Regions from separate parts of the Homo sapiens genome. Here region 1 is linked to region 2. The links are chromatin loops, found by intact Hi-C in ENCODE. Cell type or tissue: CD4-positive, alpha-beta T cell. All regions are shown on one strand.

What was found. Peaks named below come from ENCODE experiments on the same cell type or tissue, not always from the same donor. Only the 100,000 strongest peaks of a DNase experiment are listed, where the experiment ranks them.
Region 1: a loop joins it to region 2, with 11 times the contacts of the local background. A loop is called at or near these places in 4 of 110 quality-filtered maps.

Annotation. Positions count from the first base shown.
Region 1 is chr9:126,553,817-126,561,816 of GRCh38, reverse strand. No RefSeq gene overlaps it. Among named protein-coding and RNA genes, the nearest start is that of LMX1B-DT, 56 kb to the left of the region's middle. RefSeq lists an enhancer at 4,355-4,931. In CD4-positive, alpha-beta T cell, CTCF peaks have their summits at 3,357 and 3,556 (motif pointing right); a DNase peak (open chromatin) is centred at 3,586; H3K27me3 peaks cover 733 bases.
Region 2 is chr9:125,404,119-125,412,118 of GRCh38, reverse strand. It overlaps LOC101929014 (a long non-coding RNA gene), which reads right to left and starts at 1,658. Exons shown (of 5, transcript XR_007061776.1): 1 at 1,536-1,658; 2 at 1,073-1,158; 3 at 603-712; 4 at 1-53. RefSeq lists enhancers at 2,578-2,627, 3,830-4,424 and a silencer at 3,668-3,977. In CD4-positive, alpha-beta T cell, CTCF peaks have their summits at 3,769 and 3,969 (motif pointing left); DNase peaks (open chromatin) are centred at 1,738, 3,480 and 3,968; H3K4me3 peaks cover 1,546 bases; H3K27me3 peaks cover 765 bases.

The DNA of each region.
Region 1 (8,000 bases), 1.1 Mb before region 2:
CAACCCTTTCCCGTCTGTTATTTCACAAGCCTCTGTCCATCCTGTCTGTTCTCTCCACTTTAAAGATGAGAAAACAGAGACACAGAGGGAGTAGGCAGCATGTCTGGGTCACACAGGGGAGGAGACAGGAGGCAGGAACTCACCTCGCGTCCCGAGGATGGTTTGGCCTGGGAAAGTTGTGCTCAACAGATGATGCTTCTCTGGTGTGGGAGCCCACAGTCTGCTGGATGTGAGGGCAGCCCTTCTCTCTATAAAAATACAATTTTTTAAACTGTTAGAACTAATAAACAAACAAAGTTGCAGGGTACAAAATCAATGCACAAGAATCAGTAGCATTTCTATATACTAACAACAAACTATCTGAAAAGAAATCAAGAGTCAATCCCATTTACAATAGAGAGCAAAAAAAGAAAATGCTTAGGAATAAGTTTAACCAAGGAGGTGAAAGACCTGCACACTGAAAACTATGAGACATTGATGAAAGAAATCAAAGGTTATTGTTTTAATAAGCCTTTTAATGCTACAGTCGGTTGTGTGATAATGCCTGCTTTGAAAACCAAATTTGCTCCGGCACAATTAATTAACTTATTCATTTGGGAAAATTTGAGCATTACTCGAATTTCCCATTTTCTTATGCATGATTTTGTCTACAAGAAACACTAGGAATATTTCATCCAGCTGAACTAGGTTGTAGGAATACACAAAACACATACTCCCCTCCAATTGCTACTATAGCTAACTCCATTCACCATGCATGTCAGCCACATCCATTCAGATCCCTTATTAGGTGCATCATATTACTCTAAAAGATGAGCAGCAATGAATATGTACACCTGGTGTTCTTTGTCACACCAACATTGGTCATTTCAGGTTTTTTTTTTTAATTTGCTGTTAACTGTTTAAAATATTTATTTTCTAGTCATTATGAGTCAAATCAACGTGTGTCACTGATGAAGTATTTGAGTGTCAGGCCCCTAATCTCATTTTTGCCCTGTGATTTCTTTTTTTTTTTTTTGAGATAGAGTTTCGCTCTTGTTGTTCAGGCTGGAATGCAATGGCACGATCTCGGCTCACTACAACCTCTGCTTCCCGGATTCAAGCGATTCTCCTGCCTCAGCCTCCCGAGTGGCTGGGAATATAGGCGTGCGCTACCACGCCCGGCTAATTTTGTATTTTCAGTAGTGATGGGGTTTCTCCATGTTGGTCAGGCTGGTCTCGAACTCCCGACCTCAGGTGATCCGCCTGCCTTGGCCTCCCAAAGTGCTGGGATTGCAGGTGTGAGCCACTGCGTCCAGCCTTGTGATGTGTGTTTGTTGCTAGTTTTTGTTGTTGTTGCTAGCGTGTGTTTTAAAAAATTAATTGACTTCATTTTTTAGAGCAGTTTTAGGTTTACAGAAAAATTGAATGGAAAACACAGAGTTCCCATATGCTTTGCTTCCCTTTTATTAATTAGCATCTTGCATTAGTGCTCTACATTTGTTACATTTGATAAGCCAATGTTGATACATTATTAACTAAAGTCCATAGTTTACATTAGAATTTACTCTGTGTTGCAATTCTATGGGTTTTGACAAGCTTATAATGACATGTATCCATCATGATAGTATCATAAAGAATTGTTTCACTTCCCTAAAAGCCCCCAGTGCTCCCCTATTAATCCTTTCCTTTCTTATCCCCTAACCCCAATCCTTGGCAACAATTGATCTTTTGCCTATCTCCACAGTTTAGTCATTTCTAGAATGACATATAGTTGAAATCCTACAGTATGTAACCTTTTTCACATTGGCTTCTCCCACTTAGCAATATACATAGAAGATTTCTCCCTGTCTTTTCATGATTTGATAGCTCATTTCTTTTTATTGCCCAATAATATCCCATTGTCTGGATATACCATATTTTATTTATCTGATCACCTACGCAAGAACATCTTTGTTTCTTCCAACTTTTGGCAATTACGAATCAAGCTGCTATAAATACCCACGTGCAGGTTTTTGTGTGAACAGGTTTTCAGCTCGTTTGGGTAAACAACAAGGAGTGTGATTGCTGGCTCATGTGGTAAGAGTATGTTTCGTTTTATAAGAAACTGCCAAACTGTCTTCCAAAGTGACTGTATAATTTTGTATTCCCACCAGCAATGAATGAGAGTTTCTGATGCTCTGCATCCTCGCCAGCATTTGATGTTGTCAGTGTTGTGTATTTTGGCCATTCTGATAGATGTGTAGTGGTGTCTTGTTTTAGTCGCAGTTTCCTAATGAGGTAGGTTCAGCCTCTTTTCATATGCTTGTTTACCATCTCTATACCTTATTTGGTCAGGTGTCTGTTCAGGTCTTTTGCCCATTTTTAAATTGGGCTGTTTGTTTTCTCATGTGTTGAGTTTTAAGAGTTTTTTTTGTGTATTTTGTATGCCAGTACTTTTTCAGATATAAGTTTTGCAAATGTTTTGTTGAAGTCTGGCTTGTCTTTTCATTCCCTAAACAGTGTCTTTTGCAGAGCAGAAGTTTTAAATTTTAATAAAGTACAACTTATCATTAAAAAAATACATTTTTTTGTATTTTTTTAGTAGAGACAGGGTTCCATCTTGTTGGCTAGGCTGGTCTCGAACTCCTGACCTCAAGTGATTTGGCCACTTTGGTCTCCCAAAGTGCTGGGATTACAGGTGTAAGCCACCTGCTCGGCTGTATTTTTTTAGTAGAGACAGGGTTTCTTTTTTTTTTTTTTTTTTTTTTGCTGTTTACTCATTCACCCATTTATTCATCCATTCGTCCATTCATCCATTCCTTGTCCTGTTCATGGGTCCGTCTCATCCCAGGTGAAGACTGGAGAGTGGATGGAGGTGACTGGGAGTGGAAAGGCAGGCTGCTATCCTGGAGGAGGGTAAGGCCCTCAGTCCTCATTGCTGCCAGGCTTCTGTCCCCAAGGACAGTGCCCCTAAGGACTCAGTGAGGTAACCCACAGAAGGGCTTAACAGAGTTTCTGCACTGTTAAGTGCATAGCAAGCATCAGCTAACAACACGAAGCATATAATTCACGAGAACAATACACTTCACAAAACGTTTCCCCCTCCAGGATCCCTTTAAATCCAAACAACAGTACTAATTCGAGAAGTGGCTGTGATTCTCCCTGTGTTCCAGATAAGGAAACTGAGGTCCTGGTCAGCAGAGGGAGTTGCCCACAGTTGTCACAGAGATTGCAGCAGTGGGGGGCAGGCAGCCGGGCTGGTGGGACTGGCTGGATAGCAGAGCTCTCCTGTCCCACCTGACCACCATTCAGCCTGTTCTCTCCTGACCCTGCCCCAGAACAAACTATCCTACCGTCCACCAGTGCCATTCCCCACTGTCTGAAATTTTTCTTCTTTTAATTTTGCTTGTTACTAGCAGAAATCACATGATTGGATTTCTTGCTTATTATCCATGTCTCACACAGAAGTGTCAGCTCCAAGAGGGCAGGAACTTTGTCTTTTGTGTTTACTGACAAATCCTCAATGCCCAGGCAGGTCCTCAGAAAACACTTGCAGAATTATTTGATCCTCTTCCAAGGGGACAAATGAAGCCTGGTGCCAGCTGTGATGCAGTGCCCCATACCAGCCAGCAGATGGCAGCAGAGAACAAGGCACCTGACCGGTGGAGCCCAGGTGAAGTGCGCAGGTTTGACCTTCAAGGTTGGCAAAAGAAGGGGAGCTTCTGGCTGTGTGTGTTGCGGGGGAGCGGGGGGGGGGGAGGGGAATGGGGGTTGGGGGTGGTGGTTGGGGGTGGTGGTGGTGGTTATGCATCTTTTTGCACCTTCTCCCCCTAACCACTGGCCAGGCCTAAGGATCCCAATCTGCTGGAAGGCAGCCTTTTCTAGTAAAATACAAAAACAGCTATCATTGATTAAGCACAAAATTAAGCCAAATACATTGTTTCATTCTCACAACAGCCCTATTATTAGCCTCATTCTGCAGACCGGAAACTGAGGCGCCATAACATGCCCCAGGTTACACAGCCAGTGAGGCACCAAGACTGGAAGGTGACCTGGGACCCATTCCTGTCACCACCATGAGATAGGGCCTCCAAGCTTCTGTTGCTCTATGGTGGACTTGGGGGGGCTGCCCAGGAGGAGGTGAGCTCCTCATTGCCGGAGATGTGCAAACTGTGCCTGGTAGGCGTCTGCTGGAGAGGATGTACGGGCACCCAGATGCCCAAAGCCACTCCTGGCCAGGCAGGACCCAGAGCAAAATGAAGTGTGGGAATGTCCGCTCCAGAATTACTAAGAATTTCAACACAATGACAGGAGAGTATTAAGCCAGGGGCAGGACCCTTCTGAGTTCCAGGGTCTGTGTGACCACACAGGTCCAATGCCCTCCAAGCCAGATCTTTTGGATCGGAGGAAGAAGTGTGAGGAATGGGTCTCAGGGTCATCTCAAGGTCAGTACCATGCTAGGGGCCTGAAGGGATGGGCCTTGTGAAGTCAATGGGATGGAGAAGACAAGGAGTGGACTCGAGTCCCCTCCAGTCCGAGTTAGGAAGCCCGTGGAGACGTCAGCAGTCCAGCTCTGCAGGAGTTCAGGGAAACGTCCCCTGCGCACATTTCTTCTCGTAAGACAGGGCTTGCATCCCCGCACCTTTTATCTTTCCCTGCTGCCTGTGATTTATCTCCACGTGAAGGGCTGGGGCGGCCTCGGAGGCAAAGGGCCCTTCTGATGGTCCATGAATCTTTCCTTTGCCGATCCTCTGGTCACTCTCTGCGCGGCCAGGCGGGCCCACCACTTCCTCTCTGCCAAGTGAGGATTAGGGAGTCATAAAACAAGGAAGCCAAACCCCTGGCCAGCAGAGCGCACACATGGGCCTCAGATGCCGGCAGAGACATGAGGGCTGCCGGGACTTGAGCCTCAGAGGAGGACTCCTTCTTTGGGGGCCGCTATTCCCAGGTCCCTGCTCCATGGGGGGACTCCCTGGCCAAGCCTGGGGTCAGAGCTGGTCAGGACCACTCCTAAGGGGAGAGAAGGTCCCAGCTGAAGCCAGAAGTGGTCCCGGCCCACACCAGGGGGAGAGGGGCTCCAGGCTGAACGGAGTGTGCGGGCGGCCCTCAGAACGGGGGAGCACCCGCCATGTGCCGGGCACCAAACGCATGTCATTCTCATTCCCCCCAGGGCTGCCATCCTGGGGCTCCTGGGGAGAAGCCCCTTGCCAAGGCCCAGAGCCAGGAAGTGGTGGGGGCTGGGATCTGAACACAGGTGAATAGACAACAAAGCTTTACACCAAAGAAAAATAGTAAAACCATTATATTGGAAAAACAGGTGATTTATTCCCTAAATGTTATCTTTTTTAAAATCCTATTATAGGCCGGGCGCGGTGGCTCATGCCTGTAATCCCAGCACTTTGGGAGGCCGAGGCGGGCGGATCATGAGGTGAGGAGATCGAGACCACCCTGGCTAATACGGTGAAACCCCGTCTCTACTAAAAATACAAAAAATTAGCCGGGCGTGGTGGTGGGCGCCTGTAGTGCCAGCTACTCGGGAGGCTGAGGCAGGAGAATGGCGTGAACCTGGGAGGCGGAGCTTGCAGTGAGGTGAGTTCGTGCTACTACACTCCAGCCTAGGTGACACAGCAAGACTCCTTCTCAAAAAAAAAAAAAAAAAAAAAAATCCTATTATAAAAAGCATGTGGTACAGAATTCAAAAGTGGTATAAAATAAGATAATAAGGCTTTGAAGTGTCTGTCTTCCTCTCTTTCGCTCCCCTGTTGTCCACAGGTCCCTGGCCCCTCCCAAGAAGCAACCACTGATACCGGGGACTTAGAGATTTCCAGAGAGAGTCTACAGGTTGCAAATACCTGCTATTTCTTTTTTTCTCTTCTATATAAATGGTAGCATTCCGTGGACAATACCTGCACCTTACTTTTTTTTTTTTTTTTTTTTTTGAGACGGAGTCTCTCTCGTCACCCAGGCTGGAGTGCAGTGGTGCCATCTAGGTTCACTGCAGCCTCTGTCTCCCAGGTTCAAGTGATTCTCCTGCCTTAGCCTCCCAAGTAGCTGGGATTACAAGCGAGAGCCACCACACCCGGCTAATTTTTGTAGTTTTTTCGTACAGACGGGGTTTCACCATGTTGGCTGGGCTGGTCTCGAACTCCTGACCTCAAGTGATCTGCGCCAGCCTCAGTCTTCCAAAGTGCTGGGATTACAGATGTGAGCTACCATGCCCGGCCTGCACCTTATTTCTTCTTCCTTTTTTTTTTTTTTTTTTTTTTTTGATGGAGTCTCCCTCTTGTGGCCCAGGCTGGAGTGCAATGGTGAAATCTCAGCTCACTGCAACCTCCGCCTCCCAGGTTCAAGCGATTCTCCTGCCTCAGCCTACTGAGTAGCTGGGATTACAGGTGCGCGCCAACACGCCCGGCTAATTTTTTTGTATTTTTAGTAGAGATGGGGTTTCACAATGTTGGTCAGGCTGGTCTTGAACTCTGGACCTTGTGATCTGCCCACCTCGGCTTCCCAAAGTGCTGGGATTACAGGCATGAGCCACCGTGCCTGGCCAATTTCTTTATCTTAATATATCCCGGGAACTTTTCCATGTCAGAACATAAAGGGCTGCCTCATTCTTTTAAAATTTTTATTTTATTTTATTTTTGTTTTTTAGAGACAAGGTCTTGCTCTTTTGCCCAGGCTGGAGAGCAGTGGTGCCGTCATAGCTCACTGCAGCCTCGACCTCCTGGGCTCAAGTGGTCCTCTCACCTCAGCCTCCTGATACCTCATTCTTTTCAATGGCTGTATTGTGTGCCACCATAGAGCTGGAGTGTATCAGTCAGCTATTGCTGGGTAACAATTCTAAAACTTAGTGGTTTCCAACTAACTATGCATCGTATCTTACGTGTCTATGGATTTGACTGATCTTGGCTGGGCTCACGCAGGCATGTGTGGTCAGCTGGCAGTTTGGCTGGGGACTGGCTGGTTGTGGGCAGCCTTAGCCGGGCACCTCGGCTTTCCTCCTTGTGTCCCCCACATCCTCCAGCAGGTTGCCTAGACATAGGCCCATGGTGAGATGGGCAAAGCGAGTGATCCTAGTGCAGCAGGGGCAAGTGGAGTTGGCTGGCAATGCCCAAACCTCTGTTTGTGTCACATCTGCAAACATCCTGTTGGTCAGAGAAAGCCACATAGTGGGGGAAGACTCAGGGTGGGAGGGGACCACACGGTTACTGGTCAAGTATGTGAAGCTATTAAATTTAGGCCATTAGAGTGACCTGTCTCCCATATGGAGCTTAATTCACCTAGACCCTCGCCACTGAGGACGGAGGCACCAAAGTGCCCAGGCTGCTGCACACTCCCTCCCGCCTGGGGGAGTAGCAGGCCTGACACGGGTGAAGCCAGGCACAAGGGGCTGGTCCAGGGAAGGGCCTCTGTGGTGTAGCCACTCCACCCCTACCTGGAGCAAGTTAGGGTTCAGGAGCATGCATGGTGCAGCCTGCCACCTCCCAGCTACAGGCAGTGGCTGTCATGCCCCTGGAGGCAGATGGGGGCCAGAGCGAACGACAAGGCCTCACTGCCAAGCCGAATGAACCCAGCTGGTTTTATAGCCCTATAGTATTCCAGGGCACCCCGCGGAAAAGGTCTTCCTCCCTCATTGCCCACTCTAAGGGGCAGTGCCCTGAGCTGGGCCCTGGAGGCCCAGACCAGTGGGAGAGACACAACCCAGCTATAGTCAAAAGTTTTGGGGGATTGAACGGCCGGGAGCAGTGGTTCATGCCTGTAATCCCAGCACTGTGGGAGGCCGAGGCGGGTGGATCACTTGAGGTCAGGAGTTCGAGACCAGCCTGGTCAACTGGTGAAACCCCATCTGTACTAAAAATACAAAAGAATTAGCCAGGCATGGTGGCACGTGCCGGTAATCCCAGCTACTCAGGAGGCTAAGGTAGGATCCCGGGAAGTGGAGGTTGTAGTGAGCCAGGATTGCACCACTGCACTCCAGCCTGGGTGACAGGAGTGAAACTCTGTCTCAAAAAAACAAAAACATTTTGAGGGATTGAAAAAGA
Region 2 (8,000 bases):
TCCCCTGCCCCCCATCTCTCTGCTGTCTGGGGCAGAATTCCTCGGAGGGATAGCTGGAGACACAAGCAGCCCCAGTGGGTGATGACGGACACACCCCCAAAGACTCATTCCTTGTACATCACTTTTGGGGATGAATAAAGACGGCCGATTGGGGTGTGTGAGGAGGGTGTCAGTGAGCTCTTCCTGGAGAGCTGGGTTCAAGCTGAATGGGGCTTTCTTAGACAGGCATTGATGATCAACCATAAAACTGTGGCTCACACAGGTTTGGCCCTTTCAGGGTGCCAGACCCTGGGCTGAATGCTTCACATGCCCCACAACTGCCCTAGGAGTTGAGTACTCTATCACCATCCCTGTCTTGTAGATCAGGAAGCTGAGAGTGAGAGGGTGTGATTTGCCCGTGGTTTTGGAGCTCAGAGAGAGGAAAATCCTGAGCTCAGAGAGACTCAGTCCTCGCAGCAGCTCTGAGAGAGGAACTGCTCGCCCCATTTCACAGACAAGGGCACTAAGGCCAGCAGAGGGGCGGCGGCCCGTCCTGGTCACCCAGGGCACCTCCAGCACTGCCCCTCCCATGGGGAATGGCTGCCGGCGTAGGTGCCCCTCACCTTGCAGCTCTGGGGTTAGCATCCAGGGCTGGAGGGCTCGGAAGAACCCAGTTCACCCAGCACATGGGATCAGGGCACAGCAGGAGCGGGAGGTGCAGGTGCAGGCAGCCCTGAAGGTGGTTTAGGAACTCAGGACTTGGTCCAGCCTGTGACAGGGGGTCATGCTTGGGTTTCAAGCCGGGGCAGCTCATGGTCATGTTTGGATTTGGGAGCTGCCTGGCGGTCCCATGGTGAGTGGATCAGAGGGAAAGAGACCCACGGCTGAGCAGGCAGGAGGAGGCTGCAGGTGGCCAGGGGGAGAGGGAAGGGGTGAGGACAGAGGGGTGAGCAGGGATCCCACAGACGTGACCAGCAGAGTCACTGGGGGGCTCCAGCCTTGGTGATCTGGGGGCTGGCAGGGGCTCCGTGTGGGACAGCATCTCCCTTCATCAGGGTCCGGCCCTGCAGCTACTGTGCACCTCCTCTCTCACCTCTGGATCCCTCCTGTTCTTTGTCCCCTGGCTGGAGGCAGGGGGCTGTGGGGCCACCAGCGAAACTGCAGTCCCCCTCCGTTGATCTGTGTCAAGGCAAGGATGGGGATCCTGGTGCCTCCACCACGGCACTCCCTCCCTCCTGCCGGCCCTCGCTGTGCCCGCGCTCGCCCAGACCCAGGCCTTCTGGGTCAAGGAGGGGAGGCTCCCCTTCTGCGCCCACTGACCGCTGCCCCTGTCGCCCCTGCCCCTGGACCGACAGCCCCTCCTGCCCCTTCTGCCGGCCGCCATCGCGGTGACTCAGCCTCGCAGCAGCCCTGAGAGAGGAACTACTCGCCCCATTTCACAGACAAGGGCACTAAGGCCGGCAGAGGGGCGGCGGCTCGTCCCGGTCACCCAGGGCACCTCCAGCACTGCCCCTCCCATGGGGAATGGCCGCTGGCGTGGGAAGGGCGCTACATACAGTGTCAGTATTACTTCTGAGCCGCTCAGAACTTTCTCGATGGCAGGACAGAGAGAATGCAAAGCAGCTCAAGTCAAAGAGCGCTTCGGGGCTCTAAAGCCAAGGGAAGAACCGTGCGAAGATGGCTTCCAGCAGCCCTTCCAGCAGGAAAGCCTCTGATTGGCCAAGAGAGGGTCACATGTCCATCTCTGAACCAATAAGAGCATTCAGATCAGGCCTTTGATTGGCAGGCCTGGGTCCCGCCCGGTTTATAAACAACTCAGAGAGGATGAGCCACCCTCCCAGATCACACAACATGGCTGTCCCTTGCTCTGCTCGTGTGTGTGTATGTGTGTGTGTGTGGTGTGGTGCGTGTGGTGCATGTGTGTGGTGTCTGTGTGTGTGGTATGTGCGTGGTCTGTGTCTGGTGTGTGTATGGTGTATATGTCTGTGTGTGGTGTGTGTGGTGTGTGTGTATGGTGTGTGTGTGTGTGGTGTGTGTGTGTGGTGTGTGTGGTGTGTGTGTGTGGTGTGCGTATGGTGTATGTGTCTGTGGTGTGTGTGTGGTGTGTGTGTCTGGTATTTGTGTGTGGTGTGTGTGTGGTGTATGTGTGGTGCGTATGGTGTATGAGTCTGTGTGTGTGGTTGTCTGTGTGGTGTGTGTGTGTTGTGTGTGTGTGTGGTGTGTGTATCTGTGTGGTGTGTGTCTGGTGTATATGTCTGTGTGTGTGGTGTGTGTGTGTGGTGTGTGAGTGGTGTGTGTCTGTGTCGTGTGTCTGTGTGGTGTGTGTGTATGTGTGGTGTGTGTCTGTGTGGTGTGTGTGGTATGTGTGTGTCTGTGTGTGATGTTTATGTGTGTGGTGTGTGTGTGGTGTATGGTGTGTCTGTGTGTGGGTGTGTCTGTGTGAGGTGTGTGTGTGTGGCGTGTGTCTGTCTGTGTGTGTGGTGTGTGTCTGGGCCCCCAAGCTCTGGCTCCTGTAAGGCCACCTTTCCTGCCCCCTCCTCCTCTGATCACATCGTCGGGTATGAGCCACAAGTCCCACCTGCTCTGCTGGACGGGACTTCCCTGGCCGGGGTGGGGCCTCGCTCATCTCTGAACCTCCTCTCCCAACCCACCCTCCAGGGCGCCTCCCAGCCCTGGGCCTCGCTTGCTGTGTGGATTCTGGGAGCCCTTGGGCTGGGAAGGACCTATGGTCCCCACCTCCAGGCACAGGCAGCTCGCCCCCTCCAGGGGCTCCCTGGGGTGGCTGGTTTGGGGGAAGTCGATCCGACCCTCCACCCCCTAAATCGGCCCGGCCTCGAGTCAGGGACGTCCCCCAGAGGCTCCGATGCCCCTTTCCAGCTGCGCGACTTGGAGCAGGTTCCGCATCCACGATAGCGAGGGGGTCCGGGCGCGGTGGCTCACGCCTGTAATTCCAGCACTTTGGGAGGTCAAGGTGGGCGGATCATCTGAGGCCAGGAGTTTGAGACCAGCCTGGCCAACATGGTGAAACCCTGTCTCTACTAAAAATACAAAATTAGTTGGGCGTGGTGGCAGGCGCCTGTAATCCCAGCTACTCGGGAGGCTGAGGCAGGACAATCGCTTGAACCCGGGAGGCGGAGGTTGCAGTGAGCCGAAATCGTGCCACTGCACTGCAGCCTGGGCAACAGAGCGAGACTCCGTCTCAAAAAAAGAAAAAAGAAGAAAGAAAAGAAAAAGAAAAGATAGCGAGGGGATCAAAGGGCTTTCTCCGGGCGCGGCGTGGTCTCAGGAGGACGCATGGAAGACGCGCACACGCGGCTCCCCTTCCTTCCCCCGGGGAGGGTGACATTTCCCAGCCAAGGCTGCCCTCGGGAAAGCAGCCAGGGAGCCCGAAGGCTGGATGCTGAGCGGGAGGAAGGGGCGCCTGCCTGTCCCTACCCACCGTCGCTTGCGTCCCCACGGGCACAGCTCGCAGCCTGGGCCTTGCGTCCTCCCTGACCAGGGCCCGCAGAGAAGGAAGTGCGAGAACAAAGGAAGGGTCCCCTGCCGGCCGCGCCCACGGCCTCCGCGCACGCACACGGCCGACGGACACAGCCCAGAGCGCGATCCTTCCACGCCGGGGCCCCCGCCCTAGCGGCCTCCCGGACCTCGGCTCCCTCGCACGCCCGCGCGGCTGGGAAGGCCCGAGGGTACGGGGGACCCGTTTCTGGAGCCTTCGCAGCCGAGGCCCAGCGGTGGCAGCTGCGGGGATCGGGAGTAGGGGGTGGGGCAGGGGGCCCGTCCGCCCCGGGTTCGCACCCCGTCCGGTGCCCGCGCGTCGCTCTCGGTCTTGGCCCAACGGGGTGTGAACCTGGGTGCCCTAAAAACACCTGGGATCTCCGCGGACCGACGGCGGTGGGAACGGCCACGGGGGACGCTGAAGCCCCGCGGGTCCCGGCTCCGCACCACCCTCGGCCTGGGCGACGGAAACCCAACTGCAGCCTCGCGGCGCCACCTACCGACCGGATTCCGTAGCTAGATTCCCGGCCCCGGGGCGCCCCGTGAGTCCCGCGGTGTACCCGGCTCCCTCTGGCTCCCGGTTCGTCTCTTCCTCCTCCGGGGGCTCCCACCCCAAGTCTCGACGCCGCCCTGCAGCAGACAGCCCGGCCCGGCTCAGGCCTCGGACTCGGTCCTCGTGGAAGGGGAAGGGGTGTTTAAGCTGCCCGGGTCCAGGCGGTATCTCCTGAGCCCGGGGAGCTGAGGCCCCGTCCCCCGCGCCACCACAGGGAGGGACCATTTCCACGTTTACAGAGGGGGAAACTGAGGCCGAGGACCGAGCCCTGACTGTTTTTATGTGGAATTGGGGCAGCTGAACCAGGCCTGCAACCTCTTTCCGCCCCTCTCCAGATCTCTGACCCTGCTCGTCTCCCAGCACCACCCACTCATCCCGAGAGCTCTGCCCCTCTCACTCCACCCAGCCCCCAGCTCTCCTCTGAACCCCCCAGCCACATCCTGCCATCTGTCCTCAGGGACTGCACCTGCCTGTTTAACTCTGTCCTGGATTCTTTGAAAAATCACACACCAGGGAAAGAGGCCCTTGGAGACCCAGCCTCCAACCCCACCGTAAACCCCAGAAACCAAGGCCCTCACCGCCCCACTGTCCTGGCCTGAGCTCTGCGAATTAACATGGTTGTCTGTCTAGACTGGATCCTTCAGTCACCGCCCACCACTGCCTACCGGGCCCAGCGGGGACGTGGCACTTAACACTTGTGCAGATGACAACAGTGAGGGCCCTGGAGCTCATGCTCTGGGCCAGCCGTGAGAATCTCTCCTGTGACCCTCAGCAAATCAGCCCTGTGGGGTGGCAGGACAGTCCTGTGTCCTTAACAACAGGGATGCATTCTGAGAAATGCATCAGCTGCGAAGAGCATAGAGTGGATTTACGCCAGCCGAGATGGTGCGGCCCCTACACACCTGGCTCTTGCCCCTGGGCTACACTCAGGTGCCGCCTGTCTTTGGACCGAATGCTGTAGGCAACCGTGGCACAGTGGGAAGTATTTGTGTATCTACACATAGAACCGGTACAGGAGAAATACGGCGTTGTGATCTTATGGGACCACTGTCGTACATGCAGTCCCTTGATGACCGAAGCGTCCTTCTCTGGCGCATGACTGCATTATTGTTCCCATGGTTCTACAGATGAAGCTGAGGCTCTGCGAGGTCAGGCCTGTCCGAGCTCACACGAAGCAGGTGAGTGGCAGAGCTGAGATTCCAGCCCTGACTCCAGCGTAATTACTTCTCCGCTCTGCCCAGGCCTCCTAGCCCAGTCCATGGCCAGCACCTGGATCCCCGGTTGGGCCGGGCATCAGCAATGGTGACGTGACCCACCCTGACATGGGGCGTGGCTACCCACTCACACATACATCATGTGAGTCACACTCACATGGGTCACATGGTGTGAGGTTCCAGCCCACATCTGGCCCTCAGAGTTCCCAAGTGTCAGATGCCTCTAGGCTGACCCTCCCATTTTATAGACTCAGTCCGCCGAGGCACAAGGCCTTGCTCGGAGTCGCACAGAGCAGCTATGGCCTAGGCTGCTCAATACAGCAGGTAAGACGAGAGCCCGGGTCCCAGGATCTTGGACCTAGCAGAGTTTCCAGGGCTGCAACTTTCACCCTGTAGGATGAGTAACAATTCCGCTGGATTTCCCAGTCCGGGGTGAGGGAGGAAGTGGAAGAGACAGACACTGACACAGAAAATGACAAACCCAGAGATTAGAGCTGAGCTGAAAGACTTGGCTGGGCCTTGGGGAAGCCCAGAGGAGAGATTAGAGGTGGGAGTAGTCAGTCAAGCAAGGATTCTCAAGGAAGTGATATCAAGCGGGCTTTGAAGGATGAGTAGGAGTTTGCCAGCGGAAAAATGTAGGGAGGGGCGTTTCAAGGGAAAGCATGGGGCTTAGAGGGAGCTTGGCTAGTTCCACCTATAACTTACTAGTTAAGTGTGGGCTTGTATGCCAGCCAGACCTGGGTTCAAGTCCCTGCCCTGCTGTGTGACCTCCAGGAAGTGTCTTAACCTTTCTGAGCCTTCTTTTCCTCATCTGTATAATGAGGCAACAAAGCTCTCCTTGATCATGGACAATTGTGGAGTTAGCATAGAGTGGGACACACAGGAGCCCACCAGGGAAGACTAAAGACCATTGGGAGGGGGTGGGCGAAGATAGGAGTGAAGGACGAAGTGGCTGGAGAGGTCACCAGAGGTCAGTTGGGCCTCGAGCGACACTGAGTGCCAAGCTAAGGAAGCTGGCTTCATTCTGAGGACAATGGGGAGCCATGGAAGGGGCTGGAGCTAAGGAGTGACCCACCTGATTTGTGTTTTAGAAAGTGCGCACCCGGCAAGGGCGAGGGCCTCCTTCAGAAAGATGGAGTCTGGGAACTGGAGCCCTGCCTGCCCTGGCCCTGCCCTGGCCCCTTTGTCCCCAGGCCTCCTCTTGCCCTCAGCACTGTGAGGATGAGAAGCTGCCCTGCCCTGAGGCTGAGGCTGAGCCAGGGCCAGAGTGGGTGGCCTGGTTCCACTGCCCCTGGCCCAGGACACCCAGGCCCCAGCACCTGCGCCCCCAGAGAAAAACCAGGGTCTCTGCTTTCCACACAGCCACCTTTTCCTCCCCACCCCCAACACTCCGAAGCCCCCATTACAGAGAAAAGACGGGCAGCAGCACCATAATTTTTGTTTCCCTCTAAATAGGCCTGCTCCCACAAAACCAATTAAAGCACCTGCCGGGACGGGGCTCTGTCAGCAAATTATTTCCAGGCTCTGCAGCCCGAGAATAAATCTCAGAAGGATGAAGTGGACCCGATGGCAGGGGGCTGGCAATGGGGGACCAGGCAGGCAAGATCGGGGGTCACTTTGGGTCCAGGCAGCCGCAGACAGGGTCTTCACGCTGGTCCCCAGACCCTAAGCCTGGATCCCTTCTGCTCCACCAAATCGTCAGTCTCTAAGGAGTGGCACCCTGGCTGTGATGGAAATGACTTCCAGGCCATGGATGGGGGAGTGGTGGCCTGGAGAACTCCACCTCTTTGTCCGCAGCGCCACCTTCTTTGCCAACTTTGACTGCCTTCTCACCATGCGGTGGGATGCAGGTGTGCCCAGCCTCAGTGGGGGGTCTGAAGGCCCAGGTGCCTAACTCTCTGTGGGGCCCTGAGCAAGGCCTTCGCTGCTCTGAGCCTTGGCGTTCCTATCTGTAAAATGGGGGTAGATGGGCCGAGTGCAGTGACTCACACTTGTAATCCTAGGACTTTGGGATGCCAAGGCTGGTGGATCACTTGAGGCCAGGAGATCAAGGCCAGCCTGGGCCACATGGCAAAACCCCGTCTCTACTAAAAATATAAAAATTAGCCAGGCATTGGCTGGGTGTGGTGGCTCATGCCTGTAATCCCAGCACTTTGGGAGGCCAAGACTGGAGAATCACTTGAGATCAGGAGTTCGAGACCAGCCTGACCAACATGGTGAAATCTCATCTCTACTAAAAGTACAAAAATTAGCCAGGTGTGGTAGCACACACCTATAATCCCAGCTACTTGGGAGGCTGAGGCACGAGAATCACTTGAATCTGGGAGGCGGAGGTTGCAGTGAGCCGAGATTGCGCCATTACACTCCAGCCTGGGAAACAAGAGCGAGACTCCATCTCAAAAAAAAAAAAAAAATTTAGCTGGGCGTTGCGGCATGCACCTGTAAATCCCAGCTACTTGGGAGGCTGAGGCATGAGAATCGCTTGAACCCAGGAGGTGGAGGTTGCAATGAGCTGAAATCACGCCACTGCACTCCAGCCTGGGCAACAGGGTGAGATTCCGTCTCAAAAATAAATCAATAATAAAATAAAATGGTGGGGAGGAGGTGGAGCTTGGCTGGCCCTCCCAGCTCCAGCTGCCTAGGAAGTCTCATAGGGCCTCCTGGTTAGCACCAAGGCTGGACCTCGTGGGATGCCCATGAACTCTCTCCTTGGGCAAAGGGTAAGGCCAGGGGTGGGTGGCCTACCAATTCGATGCAGC